2 separate regions of the Homo sapiens genome follow, and region 2 is linked to region 1. A link is a contact called in ENCODE Hi-C or POLR2A ChIA-PET data. All regions are on one chromosome and are shown on one strand. Each heading gives the region's core, a stretch centred on a gene start or an enhancer-like site at or near the end of the contact. The rest is flanking DNA. Distances are from core to core; before and after follow the strand shown. Region 1 holds the start of GPR153 (G protein-coupled receptor 153). Region 2 overlaps ESPN (espin).

Region 1 (7,220 bases), core at 2,461-4,960:
AGGGGTGGGGCAGATCCCACGGGTGGGGGGCAGGGCCCCAGGCCAGGTCACAAGGCCACGGCACTGGTTCTGCAGTGACCCTAACCTGCCTGTCTCTGTGTGTGGTCCACAGCCCGAGACCGAGGACGAGAAGAAGCGCTTTGAGGAAGGCAAAGGGCGGTACCTGCAGATGAAGGCGAAGCGACAGGGCCACGCGGAGCCTCAGCCCTAGACTCCCTCCTCCTGCCACTGGTGCCTCGAGTAGCCATGGCAACGGGCCCAGTGTCCAGTCACTTAGAAGTTCCCCCCTTGGCCAAAAACCCAATTCACATTGAGAGCTGGTGTTGTCTGAAGTTTTCGTATCACAGTGTTAACCTGTACTCTCTCCTGCAAACCTACACACCAAAGCTTTATTTATATCATTCCAGTATCAATGCTACACAGTGTTGTCCCGAGCGCCGGGAGGCGTTGGGCAGAAACCCTCGGGAATGCTTCCGAGCACGCTGTAGGGTATGGGAAGAACCCAGCACCACTAATAAAGCTGCTGCTTGGCTGGACCCACGTGTCCTGGGTGGTCATTTGTCTTGGGGGGGCTGCTTTCCCAGGGGGTGTGGGACATTGGGGCTCCCGTGGACAGTCTCAGCCCTCCCAGCACCAGCACCTGCATGTACCCTAGAACCTCAGGCACAGCCACACCGATTGGTGTCCGGCTGGTGACTTGCTGGCTATGAATGCCCATTTCCCGTGGGTCCCTGGTTTGGTGTCCTGGCCCCAGACACCCTGGCTCCCTGGACCTCATAGGCAGCCCAGATGCTGGGAGGATGTGGGCTCAGGGCCACGCTGCCTGGTGGGAGTGCCAGCACCCCACAACCCCCCTGTCTGGCTTGCAGAGGATGCCGGCTCTGAGCCTGTGTGGCTTTCCTATGAACAGGGTGGGGCTGCTGGGAAAGACTCAGCGAGGTGATGGTGTGGGAAGAGCCAAATGTGGCCTGGCTCAGCGTGTGGGAGCCCCACCCTGACCCAGCCTCTTGCTAGAAACTGCCTAGACACCCCAAAATCCTGTCTGAAGGAGCCCCCCAGCTGGCGCCAGGACTCTGTGCCTGACGTGGAAACTCCCCCAGCCACTCAGGCAGGAGTCTGCTGGGATGGCTTATAGGGCAGGGGTCTGAGGGACAGCACGAATGTGTGTCAGTGCCGTTGGTGTGAAGCTGTGGGCATACGTGTCACTGACATATCTGTGCATGTGCGTGTGCATCTGTCTGCATATCTGTGAGCACGTGTGTGGTGAGGGTATCGGTGTAGCAGGGTTGATCTGTGCATCTGGCCCAGCCAAGGCCACTACAGGGACCAGGACCCCACCTGCATCCATGGCTGAAAAGGAGGCCCTCCAATCAAGCACACCCAGAAGTGGCATCTGGGAGAATGTTCCCAATTCAGTCTGTCCCTGAAGCCCCAACATCTGTCCTGCCGCCTGGAGAAGACTGGCCCGTCAACAGCTGCGGCCTCGCACAAGGCTCCCTCTGGCCCCTGGAGAGCGAGGACTCGGCTCCAGATGTGCAGAAACACCAGCCAAGAGCTTGGGAATCTGTCCCGGGCCCCAGTCACGGCTGACGGGGTTATTTCCTGTCTGGGAGGGGGTTGGAGGTGGGAGGGACAAGCTCAGCCACATGAAGCTTCTGCCACGCCACCATGCCCCTTGGCCCCCCGGGGCTGGCCTCAGCCAGCCTCGGCCCCCAGCTCCACCCATGACCCATGCCAGAATGGTGCCCTGGGTTCAGAGCAATGAGGAGGCCACCCTTCCCAGCTAGCAGAAGGCCCAGGGCTGGCCACAGCAGTGCCTGAGCCCAGGGGCTCACTGAGGGGACCAGTTCCCCAAAGCACCCACACCCTTCACTTGAAGTTGGGCCCCGCATCAGACTCCCTAGTTCAGTCCTGGCTCAGCCACTCATCCGTGTGGCTTTGGGCAAACCAGGCACCTGAAAACCGCCTCCCAGGGGCACCGGGCACTTTGCAGCAGAACCCAGCACAGCACGAAATAAGCCAGGGCCCCGGGGCGGCCATCAGAGGCCATCTCCCACCTGCCCTAGAGCCAGCTGAGGCCGGGCAGAGGCACTGGTCCAGGCAGTGGGTCAGCTGGGCTGGCAGAGGGGAGCCAGGCCCAGACAGAGGCATGGCTCTCCATGGCTGTGTGTGCAATCTTAACCGTGGTGTTTCTAAGCGGCATGGCTCTCGGTGGCCATGTAATTAAGTGTGGCGTTTCTACCGTTTCACCCCGAGTCACAGGCGAGACACTTAGAAACACCACCCTTGATTACAGCTGCCCTGTGCCAGCCTCCCACTGCTGGTGGCCTATTTATAACCAGGACCACCTGGAGGGGGAGCCAACCTGTCCACAGAGGGCTCACTGGGGACACTGAGGGCCCTGGCTGCCCGAGAAACCACAGGGAGTATAGGTGTGCATGGCCCCAGATTCCCCCTTGCTCAGCCCCACACGTTATTGCGGGGCCTTTCTCTACAGACACTCCTCTTTTTGTCTCATGGGACGGACCCTAAGACCCATCCTGGGCCCCCTAAAAGCTGCTCAGGGACCTGGGGTGTGGGGACGGTTTAGGCAGGTGCAGGCTGTGGAGCAGCCCTGCCCGGACTGGGCAAGCTCCAAGCATCCGTTTTGGCTGCAATTGGTTTGGGTCTCCTCCTGGTCGGGTGCCTAGTTTCCTCCAGACACAGGGGTGCCTAGTCATGGATGTGTCCCAGAGGCACGGAAGGACACTATGCCAGGCAGCCCCAGAGGCCTTGTGCCCATTGTGTGTGTGGTCAGGTGCTTTCTAGAAAAGACAGGCACGATCCTCAGGAGGCGTCCTCTCCAGGGCCCCCATCAAGAAGCAGGAGGCTTTCCGCCTGCATGGGGCCAGCTGAGGCTGTCAGTCTGTGGGTGACAGCCTGTGCTCTATGAGGAGTGGTGATAGCATGAGGGCTTGGGAGGGAGGGGCGGAGGGGCGGGAAGAATGGGAGGAGGGGAGGAGGGGAGTAGGAGAAGGCTTCAGGCGCTGGGCTGCAGACCCTGGCCTCTCCCGGCTGGGCGGTGGTGCTCAGAGTTTCAGAGAGAACAATTTCTGAGCCTGTGGGGGTGGCGGGGACCACTCGGCAGCCCGGTGGCCCGTGCACTTTATTCCCTCAGTGGACCCCCCAGGCCCGGGGAGCAGCGTGAATCCGTAACTGGCCCAACCTTGCCCCTCGCTGCCCCTGCTTCAGACTGGATTCCCGGTTCCTAGAAGCCGCTGGCCATGCGTCCCTTGTCCTCTCCACGCCCCGCCCCGATTGTTCATCTTAGATGCGGCTTCCTCCAGGAAGGTCTCCCTGAGCCCCAGCCCTGGCCCCAGGTTCTCAGTGTCCATTCCTGCCCCAGCTCCCTCTGGCCCCCGGGCCCCCAGAGCTCCGGGCCTGGGTCTTGCCCCGGCGTCCGAAGGCGGCGTCCGGAGTGTGCACCGAGCCGAGCTGGGAGCCAGGGGCGCGGCGCTGTCAGGAGGCGCCACCAGCCCAGGGAGGCTCGGGCCGGCCGCGGGCGGACGCGGGGACACGGGTGGGCTGCGTACGGACGGACTGACGGAAGGACGGACGGGCTGACAGACCGACAGACGGCCGCGCCTCTGAGCGGGCGGGGGCGGGGCGGGCCGAGGGGCGGTGCGGAGGCCCCGGCGGAGACATGCGCCCTGCTCCGCCCCCCGCCCCCGGCCGCCCGGCGCAGCAGCGGAGCGGCGGGAGCTGAGCGAAGCGCGGCGGCGGCGGCGGCGCCTAGGGGAGGGAGGGGCGGCGGGGCCGAGCCCACCTAGCGGAGCGCGCCGGCCGCCGGTGGCCGCCGCCAGCATGCCCCGGCCCGCGGGCCGCTCCGCCGCCAGCCACCCCCGCGGCCCTCGGCGGCCTGCGCTCGGCCCGGGGGCGCGGGAACCGCAGCCGGAGCCGGAGGCGGGAGCAGCGAGCCGGAGCCCCGGGCGCTCGAATGCAGGGTGAGCGTCGCCGCCCTGGCCCGAGGGCGGACGGACGGGAGGACCCCGGCGGGAGGACTCGGCGGGAAGGGAGGGGGCTTTCCGCGCCCTATCGGTCGCGGGGTCCGTCCGAGGGCCCACGAGCGGCGCTTAGCGCTGGCACCCCCCCAACTTGGGGACCTTCGGGGTAACTTCCCTGGGGCCAGCCCCTCCCTCCGTCCCCCTGCATCGGGGCCTAGCAGCGCCGCCCCCTGGGCTTCTCAGGGGACGGGGGCGGGGCGCGGTCTGGGGATCCTGAGCCCGCCCCTGCTCGGCGCAACCCAGAGGGGTCCGGGGGCCGCAGTCCCGCCAGGTTTCCCAGCCTGTCGCTCGGACGCGCCCTCGGGGTGGGGCAGGACTCGGGGCACCCACTGGGGACCAGCAGGCGAGAGCACGCGAGTCGGAGCGGGGATTGCGGGGGGGGGGGGGGATCGGAGCCCCAGGGGGTTGGGACTGTAGGGGCGGGGGCTGGGGGGGGCGTGCCGGAGATGTCCAGGCCTCGCGCTGCGCGTCCCTCCCTGGGCGACGGCCAGGCCGGGCCCCGTGGAACACATCGGCTGCAGCGCGGGCGGAGACCGGCGTGGGGGCGGAAGCCGGGGCGCAGCCAGAGCCCGGGGAATCCTTTCAAGTTCTGGGTTCTCTTTGTTGCGCAATGGGGCCTCGGGGCCGCGCGGCCTCATTGGCCCGGAGCTGTGACGTCACGCCCCGGCCCCGCCCGCATGTCTTGCGGAGGGAGGCCTCATGGCCCGGGTGGGTCCCAGGCTAGTTGCACCTGCAGTTGGCCCTGCAGTGGGCGGGGAAGTGGGAAGCCGGGTCCTGAGATGCTGCGGAATGCTTTAAGTGCCCTGCAGGAGAAACTTCCCAGCAGAAGACAGGGCTTTAAGTGCCCTGCAGGAGACACTTCCCAGCAGGAGACTGGGTCCCGTCGGCACTGTGGGGAGCCCAGCCTGGGGTCTGGCCCTAGTGGCCGCTCCATTCTATGAAGAATGAACAGAAAGGGTGCAATCCGTGGATCTGTGGTCACTGACCCAGAGCCAGAGGGACACTTTGTTCCCACACAACCAGTCCTCTGTCACTCTGCACTTGGAACCCGGTGTCCACGCCCTGTCCCCCAGGACGTTCCTCTCCCATGCCAAGACTACAGTGCCCAGGAGTGCCTGGCCCCAAACCCAGCCCTGACACTATTCTCTCCGTGTTGCCCTGAGCTTCTGCCTGAAGTGTTCCCATCTGCAGTGTGGGGACGGTGAGACCTGCCCTGCAGACCTGAGGCTCAGAAAGACCTCAGCTCTAGGGACAAAAAAAAAAAAAATGCCCTTTTCCCCAACATTTTAGGGTTTGAGAGGCCAGGACTTTGGTGTCAGGCAAGTGGAGTTTGGATCCTGGCTCAGGCAAGTGCTGGCCGGGCAAACAGCTTTACCTCTCCCTGCTTCTGCTGGACAAACTTTACAATGGGGATGAATTGTGGGGGCACTCACTGGAGGAGCATGCCCGTGTGCAAGAGGATGCACGTGCCCCTGCCCACAGACCTAGAGCCTTTTTCTTTTTAAGACAGGGTCTCACTCTGTTGCTCAGGCTAGAGTGCAGTGGCACAATCATGGCTCACTGTATCCTTGACCTCCCCAGGCTCAGGTGATCCTCACACCTCAGCCTTCCAAGTAGCTGGGACTATAGGCTCACACCACTACGCCTGGCCAATTTTTTTATTTGTTGTACAGATGGGTTTTCCCCATGTTGCCCAAGCTGGTCTCGAACTCCCGGGCTCAAGCCATCCACTCACCTTGGCCTCCCCGAGTGCTAGGATTACAGGCATGAGCCACTGCACCCTGCCTTCAGACCTAAAGCCTTTCCCAGCAGTAATGCAGCATTAGGCTAGACGAGAGGAAGAACTGGCACCGCGAAGGGCTGGGCTGGTTGCAGCCTGTGGCTCTTTCCTTACCACCCTGCACCAGTAATCAACACATGGACAGGGTGGGCGGGGCCAAGGTCACGGGGCTAGACAGAGCTTGTTCACGGGGCTAGACAGAGCTTGTTGGGCATCTGAGGGAAGGCCTCCCAGTCTCACAGCCGAGGCTGCCTTGGGCAGGTAGAAATAGATGCTGACCTGCTAGGTGCATGCTGAGTCCACTTTCCTATTTGAGAGCGTAAAGACCACTGGTGTCTGCAGCCCTCTTGCTCACAGCGCTTACTCACACTCTGTCTGCTCTGAACCCCCAAAAGGCTGCCAGGCACCCCAAAGGCTGGAGGTGGCCCAGTGCTCCCCTCACTCCTGAGGCTACTCTGCCCCAGGTCCTGGTCCCAGTGAATATGTATCTGCCCACAGGTCTGAGGCTCCCCGGCACCTCCAAGCTCAGTGTCTTGGCCCATAAGAGACAGCACAAGGCTGGGCGCGGTGGCTCATGCCTGTAATCCCAGCACTTCGGGAGGCCGAAGCGGGTGGATCACCTGAGGTCAGGAGTTCGAGACCAGCCTGGCCAACATGATGAAACCTCGTCTCTACTAAAAATACAAAAAAATAGCTGGGCGTGGTGGCGGGCACCTGTAATCCCAGCTACTTGGGAGGCTGAGGCAGGAGAATTGTTTGAACCCAGGAGGCGGAGGTTGCAGTGAGCCGAGATCCACCCTGGGTAATAAGAGTAAAACTCCATCTCAAAAAAAAAGAAAGAACTCTGGACAAGACAAGCAGGAGGCTTGCCAGCTGCTGGCTGGGGCATCGCTGCCTTCCCTGCCCGAGAGCCAGGGGCCTTGGCTAAGGCGGCAGTGGCCCCCCACCTTGAGCTGGAGATACTTCCTCTCTGGGGGACATGGGGCGTATCTGGTACTATAGATGCCCATAAGGACCGGGGCATGAGAAAGAGAGCAAATGAGGCTAAATGGCCCCTGGGTAAGAAGGGCCAGTTAAGTGTGAGCAGAGCACAAGTAGGCCTTCACTTGGTACTGGGCTTCTCCCACACTGCCTGCCTGGGCTGCAGCCAGAGGGCTGCCAGGCTGGGAAGGGTGAGGGAAGGACTCGCTGCCCAGCCCTCTGGCAGGATGGGTGCTTCCCCGCTCCCCGCCACATGCCTGCTGCCCAGCATCCTATGTCCCTGACTCACATGGAAAGGCCATCGGCACTTCCTCTGACTTCAGAGTCAAGCTCTGGTCTGGTCTACTGGCCGTCTCCAGGCCCTTGCTGCCCAAGCCAACCAGAGCATGAGACTGGCCACTACCCCAGAGCACCCA
Region 2 (7,220 bases), core at 189-2,688, 200 kb before region 1:
TTTCTGCCCCCTAACTGACGGAGTCCGCCCTATGCCCTGACCCACCGGATCCAGCGGGCTTCAGCCCTGGGGTACCCGCACGAACGCCCCTGACTCTGCCTCCCGACCGCGGCCCACGTACCCCAATTGGCTCTCTCTGGCCCTGCCCCAGGCCCCGCTGCTGCGCCCACACTCTCGCCAGAGTCCCCAGCCGGCTCGCCAGCCATGATGCTGCAGCCGGGCCCGCAGCTCTACGACGTGATGGACGCGGTCCCAGCGCGGCGCTGGAAGGAGTTCGTGCGCACGCTGGGGCTGCGCGAGGCAGAGATCGAAGCCGTGGAGGTGGAGATCGGCCGCTTCCGAGACCAGCAGTACGAGATGCTCAAGCGCTGGCGCCAGCAGCAGCCCGCGGGCCTCGGAGCCGTTTACGCGGCCCTGGAGCGCATGGGGCTGGACGGCTGCGTGGAAGACTTGCGCAGCCGCCTGCAGCGCGGCCCGTGACACGGCGCCCACTTGCCACCTAGGCGCTCTGGTGGCCCTTGCAGAAGCCCTAAGTACGGTTACTTATGCGTGTAGACATTTTATGTCACTTATTAAGCCGCTGGCACGGCCCTGCGTAGCAGCACCAGCCGGCCCCACCCCTGCTCGCCCCTATCGCTCCAGCCAAGGCGAAGAAGCACGAACGAATGTCGAGAGGGGGTGAAGACATTTCTCAACTTCTCGGCCGGAGTTTGGCTGAGATCGCGGTATTAAATCTGTGAAAGAAAACAAAACAAAACAAAAACGGCTTCTTGGCGTTTCTGCGGGGCTGGGGTGTTAAGTGGACTGGACTTTTCTCGAGGGATTCGAAGGGGACGGGAATCTTGTCACCCCGGGATCTGGCACCCATGGTGGAGTCCAGTGTGGCCTTAGCTCCCAAGCCTGCCCCTCCCGAGTCCACTCTGGCTCAATTACCCCGAGAAGGAGAGAGCAAGTCGCGGCCACAGCGAGTGAGTGAACCGGAGCCCAGATGAGAGCGCTTTAATGGGGCTGCGAGGTGGCGGAGACAGGGTCGGGATGGGGTGCAGCAGTTGGAGACACAGGGTCAGGGCCCCTCATCCTCTATTCACTCCACCGGGGCAGTGAAAGGGTCCCGGCAGCGAGTGGGTCTGGCTGGGGACGGGGCGCAGACTTGAGGGAGGTGGGGCCAGAGGTGGGGTCCCGGGGGCCACAAGTGCGGCCCGGCCAGACAGGCAGTTTTCATGTTTCTGGTAAACAAATGACTGAGAGGAAACCCTTGGCGGGGATAAGAAATGAGGCCCGGGCTAGGCCGCGCGCAGATCTGGGTCAGAGAGGAAGGGAAAACCCCTTCCCCGAGCTCGGGGCCTGCCTCCACCCAGGATGCGCCAGCGACGCCGGTTCCGGGGTGCGGGGGAGGGGGCTGCATCCTGGAGGGGGCTGAGCCCCGCAGGAAAACAAAGTCACCACCCACGGGGCTGGGGAGAGCTCTGCACTCTTTGATAGTCAACGAACATGCAAATATATGTAAGTCGGCATGCAAATAAGCAGCATTTGTTGTTGTTTGCGTCAGCAGCTTGGGCACTTTTTCTGGGCAACCGTGGCGGCGTGTGCACTCCAGTGTTGCCAAGGGCTGGGGATACGGGGGGCCAGGGTGGGGGTCAGGGAGGGTTTCCAGCGCAGGAGGGGAGGGCTGTGCGGCTCCCAGCCTTTCCACCAGGGCCTGGCTGGCTGGGGCTGGGGCGGAGGGCCCCACGGAGCTGCGAGGCTGCGGACAGGAGTCTGCGGCCTCTAGTACTTAGCGATGTCCCCCTTCTTCAGGATGACCTGTCGCTGCCAGGGCGCCAGCTTGCTCTCATCGTAGCCCAGCGTCCGCAGCTTCTCTGACTGTTCCTTCTCCCGCCGCAGCTCCTCCTGCTTCTGTCGCTCCTCCTCTTTCCTGAGGCAGTGGGGAGGGGGGCAGACCCGGTGAAGTCTGGGGCCAGATACCCAGGCTGGCAGAAAGGGTGGGGCCAGGCACCAGGCAGAGGCCAGGTCACCCATGCAAGGGGTGGGTTACTGAGGGCTGGGGCTCGGTTGCTGAAGACAGAGGGGCTAGATTGGGGGCAGAATGGGGTTACTGGAGCACAGGGGAGCTGGGTGAGTGGGAGGTTAAGGCTGGATTATTGTGGGCTGGGGTTTTACTGGAAACAGAGGTGCTGGGTCACTGTGTGGCACCATGTGAGGAGGTGGTATTGCTGGGTGCAGCAGCAAGATTACTGGGACCAGGACTTGAGTTGTGGGGGAGCTGTCAATATGAAGTATTGAGGACTGGGGTGGGGCTGCTGGGGAGCAGAGAGACCATATAATTGAGAGAGGGACTGAGAATTAGAGACAAGTTATTAGAACATAGAGGGTAGATCTGCCTGTTGACAGAGTAGTCACTAAGCACATGTGGCTGCTGAACATTTGAAATGTGGCTGGTCTAAATTGTGATGGATTGCAGGTGTAAAATGTGCATGATATTTCAAAGACTAAGTTTTATTATTATTTGAGTCAGGGTCTCGCTCTGTTGCCAGGGTGGAGCGCAGTGGTGAGATCATGGCTCACTGCAGCCTCGACCTCCTGGGCTCACGTAATCCTCCCACCTCAGCCTCCCAAGTAGCTGGAACCACAGATGTGTGCCACTACGCCCAGCTATTTTTTTTTTTTTTAATTGAGACAGAGTCTCGCTCTGTCACCCAGGCTGGAGTGCAGTGGCACGATCTCGGCTCACTGCAACCTCCACCTCCCAGTTTCAAGTGATTTTCCTGCCTCAGCCTTCTGAGTAGCTGGGATTACAGGAGCGTGCCACCATGCCCAGCTAATTTTTGTATTTTTAGTAGAGACGGGGTTTCACCATGTTGGTCAGGCTGGTCTTGAACTCCTGACCTCAGGTGATCATTCTGCCTCCGCCTCCCAAAGTGCTGGGATTACAGGCGTGAGCCACCGAGCCCAGCCCGCCCAGCTAATTTTTTTTTTTTTTTGAAATGGAGTCTCACTCTGTTGCCCAGGCTAGAGTACAAAACGGCGTGATCCTGGCTCACTGCAACCTCCGCCTTCCAGATTCAAGTGATTCTGCTGCCTCAGCCTCCCGAGTAGCTGGGATTACAGGCATGCGCCATCACGACCACCTAATTTTTATATTTTTAGTAGAGACAGGGTTTCACCATGTTGGCCAGGCTGGTCTTGAACTCCTGACCTCAGGTGATCCACCCGCTTCAGCCTCCCAAAGTGCTGGGATTACAGGTATGAGCCACTGCGCCCAGCCCCCTGCAGCTAATTAAAAAAAATTTTTTTTGCAGGCCTGGTGCGAAGGCTTACGCCTGTGATCCCAGCACTTTGGGAGGCTGAGGCGGGTGGATCACCTGAGGTCAGGAGTTCGAGACCAGCCTGACCAACATGGCAAAACCCGGCCTCTACTAAAAATACAAAAATTAGCCGGGCGTGGTGGCGGGCGCCTGTAATCCCAACTACCAGGGAGGCTGAGGCAGGAGAATCACTTGAACCCAGGAGGTAGAGGTTGCAGTGAGCCAAGATTGTGCCACTGTACTCCAGCCTGGACAACAAGAGCAAAACTCTGTCTCAAAAAAAAAGAAAAAAGCCAGACTTGGTGGCTCATGCCTATAATCCCAGCACTTTGGGAGGCCGAGGCGGGTGGATCGCTTCAGGTCAGGAGTTTGAGACCAGCTTGGCCAACATGGTGAAACCCCATCTCTACTAAAAATACAAAATTAGCTGGGTGTGGTGGCACACGCTTGTAATCCCAGCTACTTGGGAGGCTGAGGCAGGAGAATCACTTGAACCCAGGAGGCAGAGGTTGCATGAGCCCAGATCGCCACTGCACTCCAGATTGGGTGACAAGAGTGAAACCCCATCTCAAAAAAAAATTTTTTTTTTTTTTTTTTTTTCGCAGAATGAGGTCTCACTGCATTGCCCAGGCTGGTCTCAGACTTCTGGGCTCAAGTGGTCCCCCTGCCTTGGCCTCTCAAAGTGCTGGGATTACATGTGTAAACCACCATGCCTGGCCAAAGACTTACTTTTACAAGAGGAGTATAAAACATCTCATTAATAATTTTCATAATTGATTATGTGTTGAAATAATATTTTTGATATTTTGTGCCAAATAAAACAGTACTAAAATGAAGCTCACCTATATCCTTCTACATTTTCACTGTGGCTACTAGAAAATTTTAAATTACATCTGTGGCTCTCATTACATTTCTATTGGCCAGCACTGGGCTGGGTGAGATGACTAGGGGCAGAAAGTACATTCTGAGGGCCAGACAATCAAGGTGATTGATAGTGGGGTTAGGTTAACTGAAGGGTAGAAAAGGCCAGGTTAATAGGAGGCAGGGACTGAGTAACCGGGAACAAAGTTATTAGAGCATGAGAGAGAGATTCTGGGGTATTATAGGGAGGAAGGAGGCTGTGCTACAAGGGCCAAGAGACAGGAGGATGTACTCAAATTGGCCTGGATGAAGGGACGACCCTCTGCGACTTGGGTGGGGATAAGGGTGGCAGGTTGGGGCCAGCCCTGCACTCACCGCTTCTGCTCCCTGGAAGGAAAAAGAGACAGTGTCACTTGGTACCTCCACCTCAGGGACGCAGTCAAGACACCCTGCCAGGCCAGCCTCTGCCTGACCCCCAGCTCACCTCTCTTCTTCCAGCTTCTTCCGCAGGAGGTCCCGCCTCCAGGCGGGCATGCTGGCCAGCCGGGCCTCCTCCTCCTCCTCCTGAAACACAACCACAAAGCTTCAGGGCCTGCAGGGGCTGGGAGATAGGGGGCACCCTCAACCTCGGGACCTGAAGGAGTCAGGGTCACAGGAAGACATCCTTTTGATGCACATCTGTGTGACAAGTGGATGGAGGTGCCTGGTCACACCCCCTCAGAGCTGGCCTCCTTTCCCCTAGTAACCCAGACCCTCATGTCCTACAGGAGGCACCAGAGAGATCAGAGCTGAATGGGACAGAAGCAGAGAACAAGTAGCTGGGACCCAGAGGTCCTGAGCCTGATTCCCCGCAGAGGCAGGTGGCCAATGGCCACAGGCCCAAGACCTCTGGGCAGACGCAGATGCCAGCCAGCCCCCACCCAGCCTCTTGGCTCAGGGAGACTCAGGCTGCCCCTGGCTCCCCTGTGAAGGACCTTCACCCCATGGTTGCCATCTTCCCAATAGAGTGGATACGGGCACTACAATCGTGGGGCTACAATGACATCAGGGGCAGGTGTGGTGTCCAACGCAGGCAGTTTACAGCAAAGAGTTTTATTTCCTGAATGTTACAGAGGAGAACGGGTCTGTACACGGCACACTTCACACAGAACACTGCACACGTGGCACCCTTGACCTCAGCCAAGGAGGTAGCTGTGAACTCCAGTGGAAAACCAAAGAGCAGGCCACACTGCCGCAAGGAGGAGCCGCAGCCCCTCACTCAGAGGGGCTTCTTCTGCTGCCTGGCTCCACACAGAGCTCAGCAAGGCCACGGGGCCAGAGGCGGACACCTGGTCTGTTCTGTGCCTGCCCTGCCTATCCGACCAACGCCCCACAGCCCGCCACGATGGGACCTCAGAGGCTGAGGCAGCCTGGTCCTGGGCCCTCCGGGCTGCTCAAGGCCACAGTCCTGGGCTCTTCCTGCTGCTTCCAGCCTCTGGAGGGCGTCAGACAGGCGTCCAGGCCCACGTTAAGACGCTCGAGGGTGAACTGAGAATTCCGAATTCCGCTGCTCAGATGTCAAACAGCTCTGCCTCCTTCTCTTTCCAGAAGGAGAAGCTGCGGTCGATGTAGCGGCAGATGTCCTCGTTGCTGAACTCGCCCATCTCAGACACCAGTTCCAAGGGGTCTTCGGCGGGGGCTTCGGAACCAGGAGAGTCTGAGGTCGGGGGAGGCGCGGCGGGCGGGGGCGGCGGCGGCGGCTGCGGCGCAGGGGCCAGGGCCTCGGGCTGCCCCTCAGGCGGGTCCCCCGTCTGAAATGGAGCAGCCTCTTCGGTCCGCTCCTGTTCTTTCCCCTCCTCTTCCTTTTCCTTCGCCTGTTCTTCGGGGGCCGGCTCAGCCTCCAGGCCGTTTCCGAAGAACCGGTGCCTGAGGTCCTCGAAGCCGTCGCTCCAGCCGCGCCGGCCGGCCTCCACCTCCTCCAGCACCACGCGGTGGAAGAGGCGGATGCGCTCCCACGGGTGGCTGCCCAGTCGGTCGAACATCTCGTAGCACAGTAGGTGGCGGAACTTGCGCTCCTCGCGGCTCAGGCCCATCTCGAGTAGCTGGAAGTAGCCGAGCATGAAGAGGTCGAGCGTGAGGCTGTCGTAGTGCGGGGGTGCGCCGCCGTCCAGGGGCGGCAGGAAGTGCTGGGGCCAATACAGGCCGTGCGCCAGGCCCGGGCTTGCCGGCACGCGACGCAGCAGGCTCCGCCAGTGGCCCAGCAGCTTGCCCACCGCCTGCCGCTGCCTCAGCAGCTGCCGCAGCCGTTCGTCGGGGCTGTGGGCCTCGCTGTTGCTCGCCGGCAGCCGGGGGGCGTCCGTGGCCTCCAGCCCCGGGCCAGCACCGGCAGCCGCCACGCGGGGCAGCAGTCCGCGTAGGCGCGCCTGGGCGCGGCGGCCTGGTCCGCGGCAGGCCCAGCGGCGCCAGTGCTCCAGGAAGAGGTAAACGATGCGCTCCTTGCGCAGGTCGAGGTAGTCCTGGACGCCGCGCAGCTTCGTGCAGAGGGGCGGCCGGCGCGCCAGCTGCTCGGGCTCAGGCAGCGCCGCCTGGCGATCCTGTACCTCGGGCGGGCCCAGGGTGCCCAGGGGCTCCCAGTCGACCAGCGGGCCGTGGGCGGCGGCGGCGCTGGGCTGGCCAGAGCGGGCCGCCACGTAGTCCTCCTCCAAGATGGGCTCCCGGCCCGGGGCGCCAGCGGACTGCGGGGGCTTGCGGCGCGGACAGCGCGCGGGCGCCGCGCCCCGTGCGCGCAGCTCGTAGGTGGCGCGGAGATGCTGCACGGAGACGCCGCACTCGAGGATCTCGCGCGCCACAGCCTCGCGGCACCAGCTGAGCGAGTGCGAGCGACCCAGGCAGAGCGGCCCGGGCAGCCAGGGCGCGTCGGGCAGCGGCGCCAGCGGCTGGCCCGTGTCAGCGGTCAGCAGCTCCGCCAGGTGCGCAGGCCGGCCGCCCAGCGCAGCCAGCAGCGTGGCCATGTTCTTGAGCAACGTGGAGATCTTGCTGCACCAGGCGGGCAGGCTGGCGGCGCGGCCATGCATT

The links. Hi-C counts contacts between places; a loop is a spot of excess contacts on that map. ChIA-PET counts read pairs that join two places held with the same protein, here RNA polymerase II (POLR2A). Pooled maps may share reads with other maps.
Region 2: a pooled map shows a loop between it and region 1 (5-fold over the local background). The contact joins the enhancer-like site here to the promoter of GPR153 in region 1. A Hi-C loop is called at or near these places in 1 of 168 maps with a recorded cell type or tissue (HAP-1) and 5 of 50 pooled maps. POLR2A ChIA-PET finds 5 or more read pairs at or near these places in 4 of 52 experiments (A673, BJ, WTC11 and 1 more).

Annotation. Positions count from the first base shown.
Region 1 is chr1:6,257,588-6,264,807 of GRCh38, reverse strand. GPR153 (G protein-coupled receptor 153) reads left to right here and starts at 3,710. Exons shown (of 6, transcript NM_207370.4): 1 at 3,710-3,983. It overlaps ACOT7 (acyl-CoA thioesterase 7), which reads left to right. Exons shown (of 9, transcript NM_007274.4): 9 at 113-536. The coding sequence ends at 211. RefSeq lists silencers at 3,471-3,790, 3,971-4,140, 4,161-4,320, 4,491-4,680.
Region 2 is chr1:6,454,694-6,461,913 of GRCh38, reverse strand. It overlaps ESPN (espin), which reads right to left. Exons shown (of 13, transcript NM_031475.3): 11 at 4,651-4,730; 12 at 4,542-4,553; 13 at 970-1,915. The coding sequence ends at 1,768. It overlaps TNFRSF25 (TNF receptor superfamily member 25), which reads left to right. Exons shown (of 10, transcript NM_003790.3): 10 at 152-1,128. The coding sequence ends at 480. Among named protein-coding and RNA genes, the nearest start is that of TNFRSF25, 7.9 kb to the left of the region's middle. RefSeq lists silencers at 1,487-1,546, 2,868-3,074. Within about 2 kb of position 1,438, at least 5 of the 41 ENCODE cell types and tissues checked have a DNase peak (open chromatin) inside an H3K27ac peak, as active enhancers do.